Linked DNA regions of Homo sapiens: regions 1 and 2 are each linked to region 3. The links are chromatin loops, found by intact Hi-C in ENCODE. Cell type or tissue: heart left ventricle. All regions are shown on one strand. Each heading gives the region's core, and the rest is flanking DNA. Links, peaks and the distances in the headings are about the cores only. Region 1 holds the start of LOC105377724 (a long non-coding RNA gene). Region 2 has its middle 36 kb from the start of SMIM23. Region 3 holds the start of LOC107986476 (a long non-coding RNA gene).

Region 1 (5,377 bases), core at 481-4,480, 110 kb after region 3:
ATGTCCTTTGGGATTTAATCAAACAAAAATTGCTGGAAAAATCGTTGATGTCCACCAAGCTCAGACCCCAACTGGGTGCCCTCCAATCCTGCTTTAGCATTTCTCTCCTTCCCAAGGTACTCGCCGTGAAGCAAGGGTGACTTCTGGGTCCTGCTCTCTTGATGCTGGGCGTCATAGGGATGGAGTAGGTGTGGAGTGGGCACTAAGGCTCAGGGAATCTGGGGAGCACTGAGAAGGGGTGCCCAAGTCAGCCCTTGGCAGACTGGGAATGGCTTCCCTGTGGAGATGAAACTGAGCCAGGATTACAAGTAGACGAGGGATTGTGGGGCTGGGGTGGAGTGGGCATTTTGGAGGAGGCAGTGGCGTATGCACGTGCACAGAGGATAGACGAAACCTGGGACGATCATGGAACTGCAAGAAATTTGGAGTGGCTGGTTCTCAACTCATGCCTTCCTTCCCTGGCCACCCAATTAAAGGCACACGGCCTCTTCCATTCACTCTCAATCACATCGCCCTGTGGCATTCTCCTAGCAACACTTTTCACAGAAAGAAAGAAATGCTCTCATCTCTTTCTTTCTCTCATTGTTATTTACATTCCCTGGCATGTAAGCTTCTTAAGAGAAAGGCTCTTGTTTGTCTTGTCCCCCCACTGTGCACTGTGGTTCTAGCAGCTAACACAGCATCTGACTTGGAGTGGCTGCCCAGTACGCATTTGAAGAATGAATGAATGGAAAGTGAATGAGCGAATGGCTGGAGAGTAGAAGACGTGAGGGATGGGGAAAGAAGAAAGACTGGAGAAGTGGGCAGGTGCCAGGCCTGGAAGACTGTACGTGGTGCTAAGAGGCCCCTGAAGGTAATGGAAAGCCAATCAAGGGTTTCTAGGAGGATGTGATGAGGATGCGATAAGGTAACACTGTGTTATGTTGTTGGGAATCAGTGAAGGTGGGAAACCTGGAACCCTGGAGAAAATGAGTGACAACCAAATCCTACGTTTGTTTGGTGTTTCCCCATCATCCCTCAAAGGGTGTGTAAGATAGTGAGCCATGTAGAATAAGTAATTAATTAATGCTGCGGGTTAATAAGGGGTAGATGACTCTCAATTGCTACATGCAAGCTGTTATTTTCTCATTTAGAAAAAGGATCTTGTGGCTCACTGTGGAAAATCATCTTCCAGAAAAAAGAAAGAGACATGTATGTCGGCTCTGTCTAGAATATTTTCTCTGAACCAGAATCTCTTTCCGTAGGGTAGCTGCCCTTGGCAACTCTCGGGTTACAAGAAGCTGGGCAGGAGATTCCTGTGACATTTCAGCAGAGTCACGAGTGGGTGGGATGGGGAAGCTCCGAGCTGCAAAATAGGTAAGTTGCTCAATGTCCCTGGAAAACCTCCGAGGACAGAACTGAGTGTGATTTGGGGGAGTATTTTAGGTTCAGAGACATCTTTATGTTAGGCGAGAAATTCATGCCCCAGGCTCGTGGAGTTGCTCATAACAGTGTGTTATTGCTGGAAGCCCCAGAGGAGCTTGGACTCAGCTCCCTTAACAGGGGGCTGAGCCTCTCTGAGAAAGCTGTTTACTTCCCCAGACACATCAGTCTCACTTACCCATGTTTATTGCTTCTGCTCCTCTGCTTTACCCTCCAGGCCTCAGGTGCAGGAGAAGCCAGTCCTCTTCTCTAAACAGAAGACACTGCAATCACCGTAGCTAGATCTTCCTTAGTGTTTGCCATGTACCCGCTCTCGTTCCAGGCGTGTTCTAGGTGTATCATCTAACTGGGCCTTCAGAGCTCGGAAGCTCAGAGAGCTGAAATCACTTGCTCAAGGTCACACAGTCAGTACAAGTGGAGGTTTGAGCACTGCGCCTCTTAGAGTCCCTCACCTCAGGTGATTTTAACCCTTACATATGGAGCTTGCCAGAAACTCAAGCCCACCCTTTTCCTCCACACCATGTAACTCTGCCCTGGTTTTATCAAGAAGCACCTGCCTTCTCTTCTGGATTTAAATAGTAACGTTTGTGGTGAGCATTTGTGGGCTTGGGACTGTTCAGTGGCCAGCAGCACTTCCATTCCCTATGGAGACCCACCCTCCATTGTGTGCCATCACGGCACAGTGGGTGATGAACTTGCCCCTTACACAGAAGCACAAACACCCAGTTCTCCCCCTCTCTTCTCCAGCTGCAACCAAACGGTATGCACATAATCCAGGCTAGGGTAGCCACATGTTCCCTCCAGGACTTGGACCCTTGAGTGAGTGATTTGGGGCCGGGAGGAGCGGCTGGAGGCTCTCCAGGCCAGCGGCAGCGGTGGCGTGCTGGCCACCCATTCTCGTGACCTTGCTAAGGCCCCTGTTGCTTAACTCTCTGGCAAGCCCTTGGTTTCTGGCCATTTTCCAGACTTCATCACTCTTCTCTGCCAATTCTATGAGCCCCTGATAGCCTTCCAATAAATTCCACTTGATTACCACATGGCTTGCAATCAAGAACCCAGCATAACACACAACCACTTATTAAATACTAAGTAAGAGCCAGACACTTGACATGTGACATCTTGTCAGATCCTCAAACACCCCGGTGAGGAAAGCGTTATTATCCCTGTTTTCCAAATGAGGACACTGAGGCTCAGGGAGCTGGGTGATGTGTCAAAAGTTGCCCAGCTGCAGAGTGGCAATGCTGGAATTTGAAGCCAGGCTTTTCTGATTCTGAATTCCATGTTTTCTTACTTGCCTTTTTCTTCTGCTCCAGCTTGCAGTGCCTCGGAGAGGTGGCGCTGGCTAGCCTGGGACTTCCAACATACAGCCTACATTGATGGCCTGAGACTTGTGGCAAAAAAGACTTTCAAAATCTAATTTGCTCACATACATGAACACCTGCCAGGAAGGAATTTGAGGCCTTTGTTCTAAACATGGAAAAGCTGAGTTCATTTGCCCCAGAGGGGGCACCTGCAGGGAAAAGGAAAAATGGTTTTAACCCTTTCCTTGAGTCAGAAAATGAGGCCACCAGATTCTCCTTTCATCCTTCAAGTATCAGAAAGGTCTGTGCTGTGAATTCCACAGATGAGATTCATTGCAAGATGTGAGGGCAGAGGAAATCCATGGAAATGGTGAGTTCTTTCATATTTGTGCCTTTCTATTGTCAGTTTGGGGATATTTGAGAGAAGTTTGAGCTGCGTATGAAGAACCCATTTACTTTTATGCAGCTTTCTGGGGGAAATTTTGGAATTCCTCAAATCCAAGAATTTTGAGATTTTAGAACCTCCAAGAGGCCTGACCTGTTGAACAATCCCCCAGCCTTCATGCCCCAACCGCCTCTCCAGTGACTCCTCATAACTATACTTTATTTTTTTCTTTATTCTCTTTTTTCGAGACAGGGTCTCACTCTGTCATCCAGGCTGGAATGCAGTGGTGTGATCATAGCTCACTGCGGCCCTGATCTCCTGGGCTCAAGTGATCCTCCCGCCTCCGCCTCCCAAGTAGCTGGGACTATAGGCATGCCACCACGCCCAGCTAATTTTCTATTTTTTATTTTGTAGAGTTGGGTTTTCACCATGTTGCCCAGGCTGGCCTCGAACTCCTGGGCTCAAGCAATCCTCCCGCTTTGGCCTCTCAAAGTGCTGGCATTACAAGTGTGAGCCACCACGCCCAGCTTTGTACTTTCTTAATGATGTGAAAAGACATCTGAGTAAATCTGTAGTTGAGAGTGCAGGAAAAAGAAACCCTATCACACACTCTTTTGTCAACCGAATTGCAGAAATCCACATTCAAACTGGATGCATGCGTTCAGCAACTGGAAGCTGAGTTCATATTTCATTGCCCAACTACCCTGACCACTTGGGAATCGCAGGTTTGGAAGGACCCACAGCCATTCTGTGGAAATGGATCTGCTTTCAGGACCGAATCTCAGACTTCTTGGGGAAGGTTTCAGTGGCTGCCTTTGCTGTGCAGACCTGGAGATGGGTCTGATGATCGGACACCTGAATTATCTGTGTGGCTGAGTTTCAAGAAGACCTGCTGGGGTGAAATGAAAATGGTGCCTACTAGAAGCCCCAGTGGCTTTGCTGGTGGAGGTGAGCATAGATCCTAGAACTATATCCTGATGCTTCTCACCATGTGGTCAAGCTCTGGGTAGTGTTTGGGCTCCCATGTATATGTGAAGTTCATTCTTTTTTTATAGGGTGGCAAACATTGAGCTCTATCTACCCCATAGTAATAAAGGATGGCTTTAAAGAACAGAAACCCATTTAAAATCACTCATATAAAAGGGTGACTAACTGAGGATTAAGAAGGGGATTCTCATCAGAAGAAAGCACAGAGAGTAAAGCTCAACCTGTGGGAACTAGAAAGCAGGCTGACAGCTCGTCTTCCCATTTCTCCCTTTGTGGTCCCATCTCTGCTCTCTCTGGGAGGCAGCAGGCCAGCCTCCCTGCCTCTTTGTGGTTTCTTTATCTTTTTCCTTTTTCTTTCTTTCTTGCTTTTTTTTTTTTTTTTTTTTTTGAGATGGAGTTTCACTCTTGTTGCCCAGGCTGGAGTACAATGGTGTGACCTTGGCTCACTGCAACCTCCGCCTCCTGGGTTCAAACAATTCTCCTGCCTCAGCCTCCCGAGTAGCTGGGATTACGGGCGCCCACCACCATGCCCAGCTATTTTTTTGTATTTTTAGTAGAGATGGGGTTTCACCATGTTGGCCAGATTGCTCTCGAACTCCTGACCTCAGGTGATCCACCTGTCTCAGCCTCCCACAGTGCTGGGATTACAGATGTGAACTACTGTGCCTGGCCTGTGGTTTCTGTGTCTCCACAAGTTTGGCCTCCACCAAGATTTTGGCACCACCTCCTGCCTCATCTCCGTATGACTCTACAAGTTCAGCACCATCCACCAAGGCTGCTGGCTCTGGGGCTCTCTGATGCTTTTGGTGGGGACAGTGTATCGGTTATCTGTTGCCACACTAATGCTGTGTAACAATCATTAACACTTCAGTGTCATACAACAATAAACATTGATTTTCGCCCACTAGTCTAAGGGTTGCTAAGTGGTTCAGCTGCGTTGACCTGAGCTTGGTGGGACTTGCTCATGTATCTGTGGTCAGCTTTGGGTTAGCTGGGTGGCTTTGTAAGTCTTGGATAGGTGCTCTCATATGTCTGGACCTCACCTCAGACAAATGGGCTGACTTGGCGCTGCTCTATGTGGCTTATCCTCCAACAGGCTAGCTTGCTCATGTCCTCATACAGAAGCAGAGATGCAAGCAAGTGAGAAGGTGGAAGGACTCAGGTCTTGGGCCTTACTCTGAGAACTATAACACCATTCCTTCTGCTGCATTCTCTTGTCTAAAGTAAGTTACAAGGCCAATCCAGATTCAAGGGCGGGGGAAACAGGCTTCACCTCTTGATG
Region 2 (5,377 bases), core at 709-4,708, 96 kb after region 3:
GTTCTGTATCTTTTTTCTTTAAAGTGAAACAAAATATGTATGAATTAATACAAGTGCATAATCTTTCTAGAATTTTGTGGCTCTTGTTGCCAGTTGTTTGGAGTTTTCTCCTCACCTCCATCCAACAGATATGTTTTCTGAGACTTGCCTTTATTGATTCTTTCCAAAGTGGTCAACTTAGAAACAGCAATGTTTCTTTAATGCTCTTATTTCATTCGTTGGCATAATATTTAATTAAGTTATGTAATGACAGTACTGAATACATCTGCCATAAATGATTTAGACAGCAAATGCAATGGTCTCTTGGTCAGTAAACAACTCACATGGTGAGAGTGGAAGTTTTTGGGGTTGCTGAAGGATACCTCTATGGGACATAATGCATTTGTCTGCAAGGAACAGAATCTTTAACTGAAACAAGTTTTAAGCTTTGCTTTCAAAAAACTCTCAGTGCATAGTAAAAAAACGCATTTTAAATTGTCCCTTAGCACATATGCAAGAGTATAAACTGAAGCAAATTTTCACAAGCAGCACTTACCTTTACTTTATGTGATGCTACCTAATATTTTTGTCTATTCTTTCCTATTTTAATTCTATTAGAAATGCTAATCATGACCCACTAATATAATCTCATGTCTCATTAATGGAGTGCAACCCACAGTGTGAAAAACACCAGCTTAACCCAATAGGACATTTATTATTTTATGTAGGAAGATGTCTAGAGACGGAGAAGCCCTTGAGATGCTGCAGTAGCTCAGCAGCCTCCTCAAGGTCACAGGTATTTTCCATAGACTTCTTTCTGCGATCTTCTGAGAATTAGGAGTGTCTCCGCTCATGGTGCAAAATGGCTTCCACATCTAGCAGTTGTTACAAGTGGACACAATTTCACCCAACAAAAAAGAGGGAAAGGAAACTTTTCCCAGAAGCCCCCAGCTGCTCCTCCTCTGGTCTCATTGGCCAGGATTGGTCACACGTCTGTGTTCCAGCTGCGAGGGAGGCTGGGAAAGCAGGTGACTGGCATTTTCAGCCTCTTTATAGGGATATGTGCTCTGCCAGAAAAGACGAAGGGAAGGGGAATGTGGTTGGGAAGGGGGCCCAGTATGAAGAGCACTGAGGCTCGGCAGGCATGAGTGCTCAGCCTGCTCTGGGCATCAGTTTCACGTTACCCAGAGGGAGAGACTAGAGAGAGTTTCTTAATGCAGGGAAACTCCCTAAGTAGAAGGTGGTTAGGTGAGTGCCTAATTGCAATGTGTCAAAAGCTACGAAAAAAAGAAAAAAAAGATGCACAGCTGTTATTGGTTCATATTGCAGGGCACTTACCTGGGCCAGGGAACTGGGGAGGCCTCTTCAGGGAAGCGACTCTCTTAAGCCAGTAAGGGGAGACGGACCATGGTGGTGGGTGGTGGGAATGGTGTTCCAGGCAGAGGGAAGAGCTCACGAGAAAGCTAAGAGGAAGGAGGGATCATGGCTGAGGTGGCATATTTATTCTACTAGTTGTCCATCTCCTGTGGGCCCAGCCCTGTACTAGGCATCAATGGCTAAGAGAGTAATGGGACATCTCCTGCCCTTGGGAATGTCATCGTCCATTAGGAAGGGTGATGTATGAACAGTCGTAACTAGAAACCAAGGGGAACGTATGCCTTCAAAATGCTATGTTATCTCTTAGTGGAGGGGACTCAGGGGCCTTCCTTGGCGGCACCTAATAGGTAGGATCCGCATGTGTAGAATTAGCAGGGGTCACGCCTTCCAGTGGAAGGGCCTGCTGTGAGCAAAGGCCTGGAGGCAGGAAGGCAGAACCAGGGGTCAGCCACTTGGCTGGAGGGCTGGGCGCCTGAAGGGGAACCAGAGGGGGTAGGGCAGGGAAGGTTAGGAGGTGGCTCCAGCCAGCATTGTCCCAGCTTCCTGCATTTAACCCCAGCCATCTGCAGCCCCAACCTTGGCTAACCCTCCTGGCAGTGAGTGTGACACTGGGCCCTAGGAGACAGAAGGAATGACTCAGGCTTTGTTCTTGTTTAGCGTATTTTTTTGCCCAAAGCAGAGTGACTCCCAGGGAGAGGCCCTTGCCTGGCCCTTCTTCTTGGCACCAGCGAAGGCGCTTGCCTCTCCAGTCTCTTTGGAGAAGGACCAGTCTCTGAATGGTCAGAGTCACTGGGTCTCGTGTCTCCCAGGATCTGCTGGGAGGGCTGCCAAGGTGGCACAGGCCCTGCTAGGAGGACCTCTAGTGGCGGTGAGGCTGGGGGCTGGGACATCCATGTTCCCTGCCTGGAGGGGATGCCCAGGCCTGAAAGTCATGGGTGATGGCCCAGGCGGAACACTCAGGGCCCGAGAGAGGGGATGATGGGAGTGCTGGTGGGCAAACCTTTGTGGCGGTCTCTGGGAGGCCTAGGAGGGGCCACCAGGAAGTGAGTTGAACAGTTTCACCTTTATGTGAGGTTTCTCAACTGCTGGCATTTGGGGTGGGATAATGCTTCACTGGCAGGGGTTGTGGGATTTTTAACAACATTCTTGCTCTCTATGCACTAGATGCCAGCAGCATGCTTCTCTAAGTTGTGACAACCAAAAAAACTCTCCAGACATTGCCAAATGTCTCCTGGGTTGGTAAAATTGCCTCAGTCTGGGAATTAAGACCTTAAGGTGAATAGAGAGAAATCTCAGCGCTTTCCTGTACAGGAGCATTCTGCTAGGACCACAGGAAAAATTGCCCACCATTCTGGGACCATGGAGATGATCATTTAGAGATGGCAAAACTAGAGACCACTGAGGTCAGCTGCTTGGCCGGAGGTCTGGGCACCGGAAGGGGAGTCACAGGGACTAAGGCAGAGAAGGTTAGGAGGCGGCTCAGGCCAGAGCCTCGTGGGGTCTGTGGGGTTGGTCTGGGCTGGGGTGATGGCAGAGGCAAGGGAGGGCAGTGATGGGTCTGAGAGGTGTTTGGGTATTAGGTTTGTGGAAGAGGGAGGAGCTGAGGGTGGCTTCTGGTTTCTGGTTCAGACCACTGTGCAGACTGCTGTTTCAAGAGCAAAGACAGGGCACTGGGACAAGGAGTAGCTGGGGTCAAGTGGCTGCGGGGACGAAAGCCAATACTCTGAACTCAGGCCTCCTTCTCTGGTCATCCCCACCCTCTCCAGCCCTGTCTGATATTTGTCCCTCAGCATCTCTGAGAACCAGCCCCCATGGCTGCTGCCCTCCAAGGCAGGGAGAATGAGCAGAGGCTTGATGGGTCACTGCCCTGGCTGGAGCAGCCTCACATCTTTCCAGCAGAAAGCTGGGGCTCTGGCTATGCTGTTGCTACCATCTGACATTAGTTCAATTTGGCTTCTTGTGGACCAGAGCCTGGGGGAGGGTTTCTAGTCAGGTTGTTAATGGCTGGGGGAGGAATGAGGAGCTAGAGAAGATGTCACTGCCCCTTCCCTGAGCATCACATGAGAGAAGGCCTTGGCCTTAGAGGACTGGACTGGAGGCAGCTGGCCCTTTAAGAAGAACTGTTCTCAGCAGGACTTCCGTGTCTTTTGGGAAAGGGTAGGTTTCATGAGCAAGGGTGACCTTCTATGAATGCTGGGCTCCTTTGGTGAAGTTGCTCTTCTTGGGAGTTGGGCCTTGGAAAAAGGGATCTGCATGGTGGCCACGAGCCAGAACTTTGGCTGGAGGAGAGTGATGGCTTTACACTTGAGCTTGCTCTCCGCTTCCTCCTCCTCTCTCCACTGCTGTCCTTCTACCACTCTTACCTCCTCCTTTTTCTCAGCAGCATTTGACTCTTTCTGGAGCATTTGGCCCCCCTCCAGGCCTTCTGAGGTCTGTCAAGAACTGAGTCTGCCCTTGCAGACAGAAGACGTTGAAATGCAAAGGCAAGCTGTCCAAACGGCAATTCGGGAGGCAGAATTCAGCACTAAATATATACTCTAAGGAGCCCAGTGACCATCTCATCGCTCTGAGCCAAGGCAAGCATACGCTTTCTGTACCGTTGCACGATTTGTTCCCTTTGCCTTCAATGCCCCTTGTAGTAGATGCTTGACATTGTCTTTGGCCCCCAGCAGCTGAATGCCCTTCCTGTGAGTCTTGGTGAGTGCAGAGTCTATTCCCTGGAATAAGAGCTCAGAATTCCAACTCCTACTTTCTCATCCTGTCTTGCAGCTAGGGTGTGGCATGTCACCCGGACTCTACTAATCAGATGTACTTGGCATGGCCTTGACATCAGGAACTGTTGAAGCAGAATAGTAGGGACCCGGGGAACCCCCTGTGGTGATGGAAGCTGTGGTGTCCTGTGCTGGGGGTGAGGTGGCAGTGATATCCTCATTGGATCAGTTCTGTGACATGCTTTAGGGCAATGCTCTCAGCTTTGTTGCCTAGAACGTGGTTATCCATCCCTCCCAGCAGTTTTGAGAGCTCCTGCCATCCTTTTAATGAATTATTTTCCTGTTTAAAAAAGCCAGATTCAGCACCTATACTTGCAACTATGAACTCTGACTAGTATGCCCTTCTCTGTAGAAAATGTTTATGTTCCCTGCAGATTCATATGTTGAAATCTTAATGCCCAGTGTGATGGTATTTGGAGGTGAGGTCTCTGGGAGATGATTAGGGCATGAGGGCATGGCCCTCATGAATGAGGTTAGTGCCCTGTAAAAAAGGCCCCAGAGAGCTTCCTTGTCCCTTCTACCATGAGAAGACACAGTGAGATGTCTATTTATGAACCAGGAAGGGGGTCCTCACCAGACACCGAATCTGCCAGCACCTTGACCTTGGAATTCCCAGCCTCTAGAACTATGAGAATTGATTTCTGGTGTTTATAAGCCACCCAGTCTGTGATATTCTGTTATAGCAGTCCCAGTTGACTAAGGCACTCTCTCTCTTTCTTCCAATGTTTGGCAAACTCCGACTCATCTTTACACAATCTACTCAAATAGCACCTCTTTCAGGAAGCCCTCTTGGATTCCTCAGGCAGTGAGTAGCTGCCAGGTGGAGCTATTATGAGGGCCGTAGGAGGTCAGGAGATAGTTCAGATGCACTCACTGAAAACATGTAGATAATTTGTCAGTCTACAGGGCAGTACAGAGGGGAGGAGGAATTGGAAGGGGAGGTAGTAAAACAAAGTGGTGACAAGCTTGAGCTCTGGAGTTCAAATGCTGGCTCAGACACATGCTGGCTGTGTGGTTTTAGGCAATTTACTTAAAATCTCTGTGCCTTAGTTTCCTCCTCTGCAAAACGGGAGCTACTACAGGACCTATTTCATAGGATTGTTGTGAGGATTAAAAATAACATGAGACGTCCTTTAGAAGAGTTCGTGGTGCTTGGCAAATACTCAATAAATATGAGTTGTAGTTTTGGCAGGTAGCAGGGTGCAGCATCAAGTCAGGACATGTAAGTTCCACCCTAGCCTGGCCATCAA
Region 3 (5,377 bases), core at 612-4,611:
TCGTTTCTGCCCAGTTCTGTTTGTTTAAACTCTTTGCTGGCAGGACCCCAGCGCAGGGGCAGAGTTCCATGGCGTTCACAGGCAGATGTTCTGGCCTGTTGCAGGGACCAACGTTAAAAGCCGGGGCAGGAGAGCTGGTGGCCGGAATCCAGGCCCTGGGGGCGGAGGGCACTTCACGGAGGAAGGAGAGGGAGTTCAGGGAGGGAGTTCAGGGAGGAGAGGGATTGGGGATGAAAACAACAGCTCACTGTCCTTTTGCAAATGGAATTTACAGGCCCCATTTCATGCATGAGAACACTGAGGCTTAGAGAGGTGGGGTTACTTGAACAAGGTCACAAGGCTGGTTAAAGTAGGGAAAATAAATGAAATATTTTACAGTTCATGGCATAAGAATACGCCAGTTTCAGGCATGTAGATGATGATGATGGTGGTGGTGGAGATAATGATAATGATGATGACAGGAACTGAAGGGCACAATTAAGGCCTTAAAGATCTCCTGGATGTGGTCACTGTAACCTGTCAAGGCATGACCTGGAATCTTTTACAGCATGGCTTCTCTCCTAGAATCACAGAGTGGCCAAGAGTGAGGACGTTGACACTACACAGACCTGGGGCAGACCCGGCCCTGCTGCTGAGTGGTTGACTGGCCCCAGGTGAGTTCTGTAACTTCCATGAGCCTCAGGGTCCTCATCTGCAAGATGGGAGGAAAGAGGAGATCACAGGAATTTTGTGAGGAATAAATAAAAGAATGTATAGAAAGCACAGAGCCTGTGTCTGGCATGCAAGACTTGTTGAGTAAATGTTAACTTTTCCTGTTTTACTGTGAAGTGGCAACATGAGGTCCTGCACACAGCCAGGGTTCAGTGAATATGGCTAAGCCCAGAGTCCTTATTGGGAGAAAGTGGCCAGAAACCAGGCTCAAACTCCAGTGCCTCAACTTCCTAAGCGTATGCAGCTTGAAAGAACATTACACCCCCTCAAAGGGGGTAAAGTCAGTGTGGGGGATGACACTTCCCTTCAGGTTTGCTGGGGGATGAGACGCTGCCTGTAAAGTGCTCAGCACATAGTAGGTGCACAACAAAGTTATTGTTCATGTTGAGAACTAGTCTCATGCCCAGACTGGGCTCACCTCAGAGGGGTCACACACATTCCTTTTCTTCTGGGAAATCAAGGTGAACTGGATGAATGGCTCAGCACCTTCTCACATGCAGACCTGCTGGGAGTGGGAGGTGGACCTACGGGGTTCTGCACCATCTGGAGCTCATTTCATGGACAGAAAGGAAACAGAAAGGCAGGCACGCTCTCCTGAGGGCCTACTATGTCCAGATGCTTTGCTTAAACAGAGAATATTTATTTCTCAGTCACAAACTCAGGTGTGCAAAAATGCAACTTTGTGTCCAGAACGCAGTTAACTCTGGTTTCCCACCCACTCCATGTGCCTCACCACAGGCTGCTTAATCCAGTTCTCTTCTGGCTGGAACTCAGGGATTTAAGCTCTGATTTGGGTTTGTAATTCAGGTTTCCTCCTCCCTCTCTGGGTGGTGGAGGTGGGATGCGGGGGATGGGGGGCTCTCTTCTGGCTCTGCCCCTTCTCTCCAGCCTGGCTCCCTGGGTCTGATGACTGCTCTACCAAACGGTGGCCTTGACCTCTGTCTGGTGCTGGCCCTGGAGCCCCGTGAGATGTCAGCCTGGATGTAGTGGGAGGTCTGCAGGAGCCCCGCTCAGGAAATGCGGATCCCTTGAGGCCCTCTGCAGGTTTTCACAGGCGCTGACACCCAGCGCTTTCATCCTGTGTCCCAGGGTGGGAACATCTGCATCCCCATATTTCAGGAGTGCCGTTGCCTGTGCACCCACAAGAGGTCTCATCTTATCCTGGCAACAGCCTGTAGGGTTGGGAGCAGCTGCGAGCCATTTGTGCAGGAGTGCCCGGGGAGATGGTTACGTGCTTCATCATTCAAGCTTGCCCTCCCTCTCCTAGGTAGCACTGCCTTGAAACTACTCCTAGCAAGAAACACAGCTTCTGATCATGGGAGAACCTATTTGCATCACAGTTCACAAACATGCTTTTAGACACTCTCCACTTCAGTGGAGGAAACAGAGCCCCAGCGAGGGGAAGAGACTTACCCAAGTCACGTAGCTAAGAGGCAAAATCAGGATTCAGACTCAGCCTCCCAGCGCTCACTCCACAGTGCCTTGTTGGCCCAGCCCTAGAAGGCCTCCTGGCTGGAGGCCATTGCCTGAGCCTGGGGATGACACATATGTCCACTGGATGTCATGATTTCTCTACTGAAGCTAGCTGGACCTTCTTGGCAGTGACATAGGATTTTCCCCCTTCCTGGGGCAAAGCAGTCTCATATGGGACACTCAGGTGGTGGCTCTCCCTCCTTTTGGCTCAAAGACAGGAGGTAAGGCCTGCATCCTGTTTTCCTAGGGTGGGGAAAGTCTGCACACAGGTGGATCCACTCTTTCCTGGGGACCTGGGATCATTGCAGCCTTCTCCACCCCACAGGCCCCTCCACAGCCTCTGCCCAAATCCCCTTTCCCGGACTCCAAGTTGTATCACCTTAGTTAACGCTTCATTCCCCAGGTGTCTAAGAAAAAAATGTTCTCCCCATGCAGTTTCTCCACCTGGGAAACAGGCGGCCTTCTCTCTCTCTACGTCATCAAGTCAGTGCAGAGCGCATGGAGCAGCAACGCCCTGCCCAGCTCTGGGCTGCCCGCTGCGTGCTGAGGATCCAGAGACAAACCAGCCATGCTCCTGGCTGAGCGGAAGGTCCTCCCGAGCCTGCACAGTCTGAACTTGCTGAGGTGAGCGCTCTCTGCATTGAGATGACAGGGAAGGAAGCACAGGCATTTCTGGGGGAGTCACGGGGTCGGCCTTCGAGGCCTCTCAAAGTGCTGAGGCTTAAATGACAGGGCATGTGGAGCTGGAGCAGGAAGTGAAAGGCAGGGGTGGGCCTCCTTAAAGAAGAGCCCTGCGGCACTGCCATCCATCACCCACACCACCTTCAGCATCACCTCCCCACTAGGCCCTACCCCACCACCCCAAGGCAGTGGGGAGCCAGGCCAGGGCTCAGCACAAGAGAGCCTGGCCTCTTGTCCTTTGATTCTATTATCAGCAAATGACCTTGGGAAAGTCAGTTGACCTCTCTAAGCTTTCGTTTTCTCATATGCAAAGAGAGAACAACACTTAGGCAGTGCAATCATATATACAGAAAGTACTTTGGAACAAGCAAAAAATAAATAAATAAATAAAAACACTGATTTGGTGTTTGTCAATTGAATGTTTTGATAACATTTATCAAGATAATCTTCATTAAATATTCTAAGAGTGGGCCGGGTGTGGTGGCCGAGGCAGGCAGATCACCTGAGGTCAGGAGTTTGAGACCAGCCTGGCCAACATGGTGAAACCCCGTCTCTTCTAAAAACACGAAAATGAGCCGGGCGTGGTGGTGGGCACCTGTAGTCCCAGCTATTTGGGAGGCTGAGGCAGGAGAATTGCTTGAACCCAGGGGGCGGAGGTTGCAGTCAGCCGAGATCACACCACTGCACTCCAGCTTGGGTGACAGACCAACACTCCATCCCCACCACCCCATCTCCCCCAAAAAATATATATTCTAGGAATGAAGCCCGAATGGCCAATGGACATGCAAGGAATGGGGAAAGATCCAAATTAACCAATGGGGCACATTTGGCAATAACTACTGAGTCCTGATTTTATAAGCCGGAGGGAAAGAGCTTTATTCTTTACCAAATTTTAACTAGGGATGGCTCATGCCTGTAATCCCAGTGCTTTGAGAGGCTGAGGTGGGAGGGATTGCTTGAAGCCAGGAGTTAGAGACCAGCTGGGGTAACATATCGAGATCTTGTCTTGACAAAAAATTTTAAAAAATAGCCTGGAGTGGTAGTGTGTCCCTGTAGTCTCAGCCACACAGGTGGCTGAGGCGAGAGGATCACTTAAGCCCAGGAATTTGAGGTTACAGTGAGCTGTGATTGTGCCACTGCACTCCAACCTTGATGACATGGTGGGACCCTGTCTCTAAAAATAAAACAACAAAATAAAAAAAACTTTATCTAGTGCTGGGAAAGTGCAGTGAACAAGACAGGCAGCCAGCCAGACAGAAAGTATGTCCACCCTTTTCACATGCAGTCTCTCCTTCATCTTTCCATGAATCCAGTGAGGAAATGGGCTTGGAGAGGTAAAAATGAATTTTCAAAAACATATAGCACCAATAGCAGACAGGTGCTTCACAAAGAAAAAAAAAAAAACACAAAGCAAATAAATGTTAGCTACCATTTCATGACCACCATGAAAGGAAGAATTATTTAATTATTTTACCCCAGAGCCTACTTTTTCCCCCTTGCAGTCTCCCTAGGACTGAACTCTCTTTCATTGCACGTATACCTGTTGTATTCATTGGGATGCATTCTGCTGTAAGCAAATAGGATTAACCAGCTAACAGAGGCCTATACAATCAAGACATCTTTTTTTTTTAAACAGAGTCTTGCTCTGTTGCCAGGCTGGAGTGCAGTGCTGTGATCTCGGCTCACTGCAACCTCCGCCTCCTGGGTTCAAGCGATTCCTCTGCCTCAGCTTCCCGAGTAGCTGGGACTACAGGCCCACGTGACCATGCTTGGCTAATATTTTGTATTTTAGTAGAGACAGGGTTTCACCTTGTTGGCCAGGATGGTCTCGATCTCTTGACCTCGTGATCCACCTGCCTCGGTCTCCCAACCCAAAGTGCTGGGATTACAGGCATGGGCCATGGCACACAGCCAACATCTTATACTAGATATCTGCAGGCCGGCAGTCAATCCCAGGTTGGTCCAATGACTTGAAGTTAGCATCAAACTCTCTCTTTCTCTTTATTCTGCTGTCCTCAATGTATTTCCTTGAAGAGTCCAGACATATCCCCTCACAGTCAAGAGGCTACCACAGCTTGGATCATCATGTCTTCGGACGCTGTGTTCGAGGCAGAAAGTAGGGGCTCCTCATTTACTAAGAAGAACAGAGGTTCTGCAGAGTCCAGGCGTGTCTTTGACCAGAACTGGATTACATGACCATCTCTAGCTATAAGGAAAGGGAAAGGATCAGTCAATGAAGGGGAATGGGAGTGCCTGGCTTTCTTAGATCAAGCGTGCATCCCCTAGGGCACCTGCTAACACTTGGGGTTCTGTTAGCAAAGAGGAAGTGGGAGGCTGGCTGCTGGGGGCAGGAGGGGACCTAGGCAGCTCCCGGCCCCCATCTCCTCTCCAGATGGTTACATTCCAGAAATGAGGGAGGAAGTCTAATCCAGCACTTGGGGTAACACTGCTGTCATGGTTGCTCCTGATGGGAGGATGGGTGTGATCAACTGAGGAGTGGGGGTGTGGGGCT

The links. Hi-C counts contacts between places; a loop is a spot of excess contacts. Peaks named below come from ENCODE experiments on the same cell type or tissue, not always from the same donor. Only the 100,000 strongest peaks of a DNase experiment are listed, where the experiment ranks them.
Region 1: a loop joins it to region 3, with 3 times the contacts of the local background. A loop is called at or near these places in 7 of 110 quality-filtered maps.
Region 2: a loop joins it to region 3, with 2.4 times the contacts of the local background. A loop is called at or near these places in 9 of 110 quality-filtered maps.

The regions. Positions count from the first base shown.
Region 1 is chr5:171,734,693-171,740,069 of GRCh38, reverse strand. It overlaps LOC105377724 (a long non-coding RNA gene), which reads left to right and starts at 2,257. Exons shown (of 5, transcript XR_001742983.2): 1 at 2,257-3,093; 2 at 3,741-4,056; 3 at 5,192-5,318. It overlaps LOC105377723 (a long non-coding RNA gene), which reads right to left and starts at 1,685. Exons shown (of 2, transcript XR_941215.1): 1 at 1,601-1,685. In heart left ventricle, for the core only: CTCF peaks have their summits at 2,531 and 2,733; a DNase peak (open chromatin) is centred at 2,278; H3K4me3 peaks cover 1,652 bases; H3K27ac peaks cover 2,645 bases.
Region 2 is chr5:171,747,220-171,752,596 of GRCh38, reverse strand. No RefSeq gene overlaps it. Among named protein-coding and RNA genes, the nearest start is that of SMIM23, 36 kb to the left of the region's middle. RefSeq lists an enhancer at 1,521-2,020. In heart left ventricle, for the core only: a CTCF peak has its summit at 2,211; DNase peaks (open chromatin) are centred at 1,996 and 2,116.
Region 3 is chr5:171,842,937-171,848,313 of GRCh38, reverse strand. It overlaps LOC107986476 (a long non-coding RNA gene), which reads left to right and starts at 196. Exons shown (of 3, transcript XR_007059052.1): 1 at 196-2,405; 2 at 2,620-2,808. In heart left ventricle, for the core only: a CTCF peak has its summit at 2,259; a DNase peak (open chromatin) is centred at 2,213.